Regions from separate parts of the Homo sapiens genome. Here region 2 is linked to region 1. A link is a loop called in an ENCODE intact Hi-C map of the cell type or tissue named here. Cell type or tissue: HepG2. All regions are shown on one strand.

Region 1 (4,000 bases):
CTTGCCTGCCCTGTGGAGAGGCCAAGAATGAAGCCAAGTAGAGTTGGAGATAGATCTTAGAAGCACCTGGATCCAGCCCTGCCTGAAGCCATCCTACCCCTGGAGTTCTCAGTTGTGTGAGCCAAGAATTGTCTTTTCCCTTTCCTTTTTGCGTAAGTTGGTTTGAGTTCAGTTTCTAAAATTTGCACCTAAGAGTCCTGAACAGCACAGCCACACAGAGAAGGACTCAGAGCTGTGGCCAGGTTCAGTCGAAGAGGAGCTAGTTTGAGAGGGATGACTCCTATGGGCCCTGGATGAGGAAGTGGCTTCACACATAACCCATCACCTGTGACCTATTTCCCATCCCAGAACCAGGTGATCCCCCAGGGTCCTTCCAGCTCAGGATTCCACAATCTTTGCTGAATTACTGCAGGCTGACAGCATACTCTGGAGATGGGAAGACTGTGTGCCTTCCCAGGGCTGGCAGCAGGTCCCAGCCCATGCCTCTCTGCAAGCAGGCTAAGCCAGCAGCACTGCCAAGTTCACTTCTGTGCCCTCCCCGCGCCTCCATCACCTGGCTCTGGAAGGCATCTCAAGGATGGCCAATTTGCAGATGGAGAAAGTGAGGCAGTACAACGAGAAGCTATTTTCCTAGTTCCAGTTCAAGACAGGCTTCGAGAGAAGAGGCCAGGCTTGAATGAGTGACGGTGAGCAGACAGGCTGACAACCCAGACAGAGGCTGGCAGGGGGCAGACAGGACAGGTTGCAGGACACGCAGGAAGACAGACACCCAGGTCGCTCCCTCACCAGATAGGCAATGACGTCATAGCCTTGTTCCTTCAGCCACACGAGGATGCACGAGGTGTCCAGGCCGCCACTGTAGGCCAGAACCACGGAGCCTTTGCTGGACATAGCGTCTGGCGGGAGTCGAGGAACAACCTGAGTGACCCTGAGACAGCCAGTGCCCCCCGCCAGCCCCTGCAGACAGCCCAGCCCCGACCTTGGCCTTGGACAGCCTTGTCTCCTGGGCAAGCTGCCACTGAAGGTCGGGAACAGGATGTTCACCTTCAGTGCCTGCCACCCCCGGGAACCCTGACCTCGCACACTCTGCACACAGCCCCACAGACCACACTGGGGCCTGGGAATGCTGACTGCAGTCCTAGGCTGGTCGGGGAGAGGCATCTCTTGGACCTGATCCTCCAGCATCGAGGGAAGGCGGCTGAGGCTGAGCAGTTTGGCCCAAGGCCAGGATGTGAGGAATGCACGCAGGCAGGAGATGTGGGAGGGGCCTTGGCTCTGAGCCTCTGGCAGCTGACACATCCCCCATCAGAACTGCTCCTTGCCAAGCACCAGGCAGGGCCCTGGGAGCCTCAGCGGGATCTCCCTGTGCCCCTGAGCCCCCACTACAACCTCATGAAGTAGGAGTTGTCATTCCTATTGGGGAGGCAGCCAGCAGGGCTCAGAGAGGTCAGTGGCAGGCTCAAGGTCACAGAGGGCACAAGAATCTGTGCTTCCCCAGCACGCAGTGCCGCCGCCCACCTGCAGGTGGAGAAGGATGCTGTGGGGCAGGGGCCCAGCCCCAGTCCCTCTCCTACCTGCAACCCCATGGAACCTTCACTGGCTGGAATTTTAGACATCGTGTCTCCAAATGTGAGCGCCTCTGAATTCAACTCTGCCAATGCCCAGTTTGGAGGGGCTCAGAGACCAACTTCCCCCAGTGTGGAGGTAGAGAAACTGAGGCCCAGGGAGGGAAGGCGATAGACAGGCAGAGGCCTAAGACCTCTGCAACCAGCGGCCCTTCCCGGGGGGACAGATGGGCACGAGGGCTCTCTGCAGCCAGGCCCTCTGCAGCCGGGAAGTGCCTGCGGTCTCCCATCCTGCCCCACCCTCCGTCACAATGAAGCCTCCCGAAGGCGCCAAGGCCTCCTGTCTCCTGATCTTTGCAGCCATGCTTCTTCCCCGAGGGCTCTCCCTGAATCCTGGGCTGCCCTTGGGCTCGCCCTGCACCCCCCTCCCCCACATGCCTCCTGTGGCCCTGGGCTTGGGCGTCTTCACTGTGTCCAATTTGCTGAACAGGAAACCAGGGTTAGGGAGACGAGGTCACCTGCCCAGGGTCATCGGATCAACAAGCAGCAGGGGCAGATGTGGGCCCAGGCCTCCTGGTTCCAGCCTCCGTGGACACCTGGCCCCAGCATCCCGCATTTCCCAAATGTACAGGGCATGTTTGTTCTGCCTGGGAACGTTTCCACTGGAGTCTGACCAACGTCACAAGGTCAGAGTCACCCAGGGTCTTTATTAGACACTACTGGGGAAGTGGAGCCCAGAAGGGTCACCCGGCCATCACCATTGCAGTGATGCAGGCATCGCTATCCTGAGCACTCTCTGTGTGCCTGGAAGCTCGGGGAGAGGAAGTGCCTTTCCCAGGCCTCCCGTCCTCTGCTGCAGAGCCTGGCCGTGTAGCCAGGTGGACTTTGGAGCTCCGTCACATGAGAATTCAGTCCCGTGCATGCTGCACGGTCCCACCTGCCAGTCAGCCGGGGCTCACAGGCCTGTGCTGCCCTTTGGACTTAGAAGGGGAAACACCTCATGGACCATGCAGCTGGGGCAGAGAAGATGGTTCTGGTCGGTGCCCACAACGTCCCTACTGGGCATTCAACCCCCTGCCCCTGAGTTGCTGGTGACTCAGCCAGCCCTAACCCTGGAGCCAGCAGGTGGTATCCATGGCAACTGCAGCCAGGCAATTGGCCATGCAGGATGGAGGGAAGGAGGGAGGAAGGCAGGCAGGGAGGACTTAAGGTGGGCAGTACCTGGGATTGGAGGCGTGAGTTCCCGGCGTCTGGAATCTGTTTTCACAGTGCAGTGAACCACTCTGCAAAAGCAGAGCTACTCAGCTGCCTGCAGGTAGCCTGGGCCATCCCAGAGGCCCTAAACCTTACTTTCCAGCCGCCCAATCTCCTGTGAGCAGCCTCACTGAGCAGAGGAGGTCCAGGAGCCCCAGAGCCACCTGTCCTGCCTCCTGCCTCCTGCCCCCTGCTCCAGAAGGCATTCAGGAAATATGTGGAAGCCTACCCCTGTTTGCGTGTGATGGCGCGGGTGGTGTGGTTGGGTTGCGGGAAATTCTGTTGTATGTTTTAAAACAGCTCTATTGAGGTCTACTTGACATATCATAAATTGCATTTTTTAAATATCAGATGGGTAATGTGCCAACATCATAACAAAGTTTGAGGGTGGCACCTCACACACACACGAGAATACCCAATCAGCACATTCATCAACTACAAAAATAATCGCATATTTTTTTGTGTCCAATTTAGCAAGTTTCGGCGTGCGGATGCGCCCGTGACATCAACACCACAATCAAGGGAATAGACATGTCCGTCTTAGGCTAAGCCCTTCCATCTGGGGTTCTCTTCATTTTAGAGTCAGGAAAACTGAGGCTTGGGCTGAGGAACTTGCCCTGCATCTCGTTTGACTGGTAGGCAGCAGAGCCAGGACTCCAACTCAGATCAGCTCGGCTCCTTAACCCCCTGCTCATAGGTACAAGACCACCACTGGAGACTCAAGGAAGGGAAGTCCTGGGCAAGTGTGATCTGATGATGCTGGCCCAAGATTCACCCAGCTCTGAGAGTCACCCCTGCTCCTGCCTCCTCCCAGAGGCACCTGGAGCCAAGAGAGGCAGCTCCACAGAAACACGGAGGGGCAGCTCCACAGAAACAGCTGGATCACCTGCATCGCCTCAGTGACCCGCCATGCCTCCTGCCCATCAGAGCTGTATCCTTTTTTTTTTTTTTTTTTTTTCAGACAGGGTCTCATTCTGTCACCTAGGCTGGAGTGCAGTGATGCAATCTCAGCTCACCACAGCCTCCACCTCTTGGGCTCAAGGGATCCTCCCATCCCAGCTCAGTGCCACCACCCCCAAGTAGCTGGGACTACAGGCACATGCCACCACACCTGCCTAATTTTTGTATTTTTTGTAGAGATGGGGTTTCACTACATTGCCCAGGCTGGACTCGAACTCCTG
Region 2 (4,000 bases), 150 kb before region 1:
CCAGGAGTTGTCAACTGGATAAAATCAGACCCTGTCCCCTTCACTATTTGTTTTTTTTTTTTTTTTTTTTTGGAGACAGAGTCTTGCTCTGTCGCCCAGGCTGGAGTGCAGTGACACGGTTTCAGCTCACTGCAACCTCTGCCTCCCGGGTTCAGGCCATTCTCCCACCTCAGCCTCCCGAAGAGCTGGGACTACAGGTGCACGCCACCACATCCAGCTAATTTTTGTATTTTTAGTAGAGACTGGGTTTTACCATGTTGGCCAGGCTGGTCTTGAACTCTTGACCTCAGGTGATCCTCCCGCTTCAGCCTCCCAAAGTGCTGGGATTACAGGCGTGAGCTACCATGCCCAGCCTCCCTTCACTGTTTCTTACCAAGGCTCTACCCTTTGTTACCTTGGGATTCTCCATTCAGAATTCTTGCCTGGCCCCACTGCTTGGGGATTTTTCCACCCCAGGTGACCGCCCACTGTACACCAAAAGTGGGGAACGGGAGAAGGGGCGTGGCAGGAAGGGCATAACCTTCAGGGGCAGACGTGACTCTCAGAAAGGCCCATTTTAGGGAAGAGGGCAGACAGGAGGTAAGGAGCTGAAAAAGGAACCTGGGAAGCCTGCCCATGTCCACCGCCCCTGGAAAGCCTTCATCTGCCCTTGATGATGACTGCCCAACCACATCCCAGCCTCACTTTACCTCTTCCCTCTTCACAAAAGGCAAACCTTCCTCCTAACCCCTCCTACTCTCAGGAACTAGGTTTTGGTCTTGGCTTTTCATCCCTCCAATATCTGTCATCATCCCCCATTCAGGGAAAGTATCAACACTTCTGAGATTCACTTCCCTCTTTCCAGAGTGGAGACTGGTGGCCTCAGCACCTGCCTGGGGTGCAGGTCACAGGCAGGGGTCCGGGCATCATGGCTCTCACCACCGCTAGCACTTGTACCTCCTATCTCCTGTCTCTCCTTGAGGTCTGGGATTTTCAAACGTCTTTTCCTCCCTCCTGTCTTCCTTTTCTGTCCTTGCCCTATGCCACAAGTACTGAAACAAAGCTTGGAAAGGATCACAGAAATAGTCTATTTCACTCTTCCTGCAAATAATTCATTTGACAGAACGCCCAAGAATTCGTCCTTTACCCCGTAAGAATACAGCAGTTCCCCCTCATCCATGAGGGATATGTTCCAAGACCCCTGGTAGGTGGCTGAAGCCATGGAGAGTACCGAACCCTGTATACGCTACATTTTTTCCTATACATTGGTGAGTGGGTAGTGTATACAGTGTGGATACACATGCTACTCAGAATGGTGTACAATTTAAAAATTAGGAATTGGCTGGGTGCGGTGGCTCACGCCTGTAATCCCAGCCCTCTGGGAGGCCGAGGCAGGTGGATCACGAGGTCAGGAGTTCAAGACCAGCCTGGCCAACATGGTGAAACCCCATCTCTACTAAAAATACAAAAATTAGCTAGTTGTGGTGGCGCACGCCTGTAATCCCAGCTAATTGGGAGGCTGAGGCAGGAGAATCACTTGAACCTGGGAGGCAGAGGTTGCAGTGAGCCAAGATCGCACCACTACACTCCAGCCTGGGTGACAGAGCAAGACTCCATCTCAAAAAAAAAAAAAAAAAATTAGGAATTATTTCTAAAATTTCCATTTAATAATTTCGGCAGTGGTTGACCGTGGGTAACTGAAACCGTGGAAAACGAAGTCATGAATAAATGGGGAACAACTGTATTATCAAAAGTAGAAAGTGTGGTACTATAAAAGGTGCTGTTCTTCAGCAGGTCATGAAGTAAAAAGAATAAAAAGGACAAAAAAAAAGGTGCTACATAAATAGCAAAGACGAGTCTTTGAGTGAAGAGGCAGGCATAGTTTCAAAGCCCCTTGCATGGCCTTACCCCCGCCACCCCAGTGGTGAGGACAGTGCTGTACTCTCCTGAAGTCCTGGTTTTGGTGCCACCCACTACACAGAATGCAGGGGGAGTATGAGGCCTGCTTAGTTCAACTAAAAAAGCTCCTAAAAATGCTCCTGAGGAAGAAAACTGGAAAGGCTTTGATCTTTGATCAGGAGAGATACAGAGGGACAAATGGGAAGTGACTTCTCTGTCTGTCCATCAGCTCTGGGCAAACATGAGAAAGCACTTGTTTCAGGTGGTTAGGGCAGTTGGACAGTGAACCATGAGACGGGAGACTTGTTTAAAGAAACTGGGGGAGGGGTACTCTCTATATACTTCCCTAACTAAAGATGAAGAAAATGTTTTCATCAACTGATGAGGCTGATTTTAGTTGAGGGCTGGCAAATTAAGCTTGAGGGCCAGCTGCCTGTTTCGGTGAAATATCTTATTGGCTCACAGCCATGCTCTTTGTTTATGTAGATGCTACAGCTGTTTTTGAACTCCAATAGCGTAGCTTAGTAGGTGGGATACATAGCCTGCAAGCTTAAATTTATTTTTGTTTGTTCTGAGATCACTATGTCACCCAAGCGGAGTGCAGTGGTGCGATCACTGCTTACTGTGGTCTTGACCTCCCAGGCTCAGGCAATCCTCCCACCTCAGCCTCCTGAGTAGCTGGGGCTGCAGGCATGCACCACCACACCCAGCTAATCTTCTTTCATTTTTTTGTAGAGATGGGGTCTTGCTATATTGCCCAGGCTGGTCTCAAACTCCTGGACGCAAGCAATCCTCCCACCTCGGCCTCCCAAAGTGCTGGGATTATAGGCATAAGCCACCATGCCTGGCCCCTAAAATGCTTACTATCAGGTCCTTTATAAAAAAGCTTGTTGCCAGGTGCAGTGCAGTCCCAGCTACCCAGGAGGCTGAGGTGGGAGGATCACCTGAGCCTGGGGGATAGAGGCTGCAGTGAACCATGACTGCCCCACTGCACTCCAGCCTCAGCAAGAGTGAGACCCTGTCTTTAAAAAAAAGAAAGAAAAGCTTGCCAACCTCTAATTTAGATTACATTTAAATTCGCACTTCTAAATCACTTAGCTAATACTATTGTCTTAAATTTGGAACTTACTTTTCCCAAAATTTAAAAATGCAAATCGTAGGAAACACGGGAGAACTTGAGCATGAAAAACATGGGAGAACTTGAGCATGAAGAGTCCATGGGAAATGAAGCCAGTCTTTATGGCCACATCACGTAGGCTCTGCTAGGAGAGGTGCACAGCGGGACCCAGTAACCGCGGAAGGAAGGTCTGCCCTGAGCAGAGGGCAAATACACTGCTTTAGAAATTCAGAGAAGGATATGACTTAATATTCACTGGTCAGGTGGGTGTGTGAAAAAGGGAAAAGAGGGGGAAAGAGGGAGGGAGGGAGGGAGGGAGGGAGGAAGGAAGGAAAAGGTAGAGAGAAGACCAAGAGGCTAGGTGGCATGTGGGCTGAGCCCCGAAGAAAGTCAAAAGATAAGGAAGAGGACAGGTTTCTAGGAAGAAGTTGGCTGAGCAGGAGTTGGGCAGGTTAAGAGCTGGGTGAGGGGAGAGAGGAGACAGGCAGCCAGGCTGCTACACAGGAGGAGCACAGGAGGTGCACGGGAGGAGCCAAGCGGGAGGGCAGGCAATGGCCAGGTTGCAAGATCTGCACCTCCCTGGTTACTGGAGGAATGAAACTGGTTGGACTGACTGCAGGGAGAGGCTCCAGTTGAAACATGAGAGAAGTACTGGATGAAAAAGGTGCCACAACTGAGACCAGAAGGCAGATTCCTGAACTGGTGGGGTGCCAAGGATGCATATCAAAGACTGCTGGAACATGTGGGTATCAAGATTGAAGACAGTGAAGGTTAAAATGGCCTGATCCAAAGCTGGAGGGCGGTGGAGTGACTGGTGACTGCTCTTCCCACGGACAGGCATTCAGGCAAGCTTTCAAACTGAGCTCTAAATTCTGCTCTGGGTTCTAAGCAGACTCATGAACAGCGTTCTGACAAGTGGCTCAAAACTGCCACTCTCTGAAACACAACTAACCCAAATCCCTTTCTATATCAGGAACAAATCCTTTCCCTTGTTCCACTGCCTAG

What was found. Hi-C counts contacts between places; a loop is a spot of excess contacts. Peaks named below come from ENCODE experiments on the same cell type or tissue, not always from the same donor. Only the 100,000 strongest peaks of a DNase experiment are listed, where the experiment ranks them.
Region 2: a loop joins it to region 1, with 2.7 times the contacts of the local background. A loop is called at or near these places in 1 of 110 quality-filtered maps.

The regions. Positions count from the first base shown.
Region 1 is chr9:130,449,120-130,453,119 of GRCh38, reverse strand. It overlaps ASS1 (argininosuccinate synthase 1), which reads right to left. Exons shown (of 15, transcript NM_054012.4): 2 at 787-896. The coding sequence starts at 891. It overlaps LOC124902349 (small nucleolar RNA U13), which reads right to left and starts at 3,264; the gene lies at 3,165-3,264. RefSeq lists a silencer at 1,104-1,398 and an enhancer at 1,112-1,813. In HepG2, a CTCF peak has its summit at 1,508; DNase peaks (open chromatin) are centred at 1,249 and 2,469.
Region 2 is chr9:130,599,419-130,603,418 of GRCh38, reverse strand. The region is part of intron 2 of FUBP3 (far upstream element binding protein 3); the gene reads right to left. Among named protein-coding and RNA genes, the nearest start is that of FUBP3, 22 kb to the right of the region's middle. In HepG2, no CTCF peak of the experiment used is centred here; a DNase peak (open chromatin) is centred at 2,088.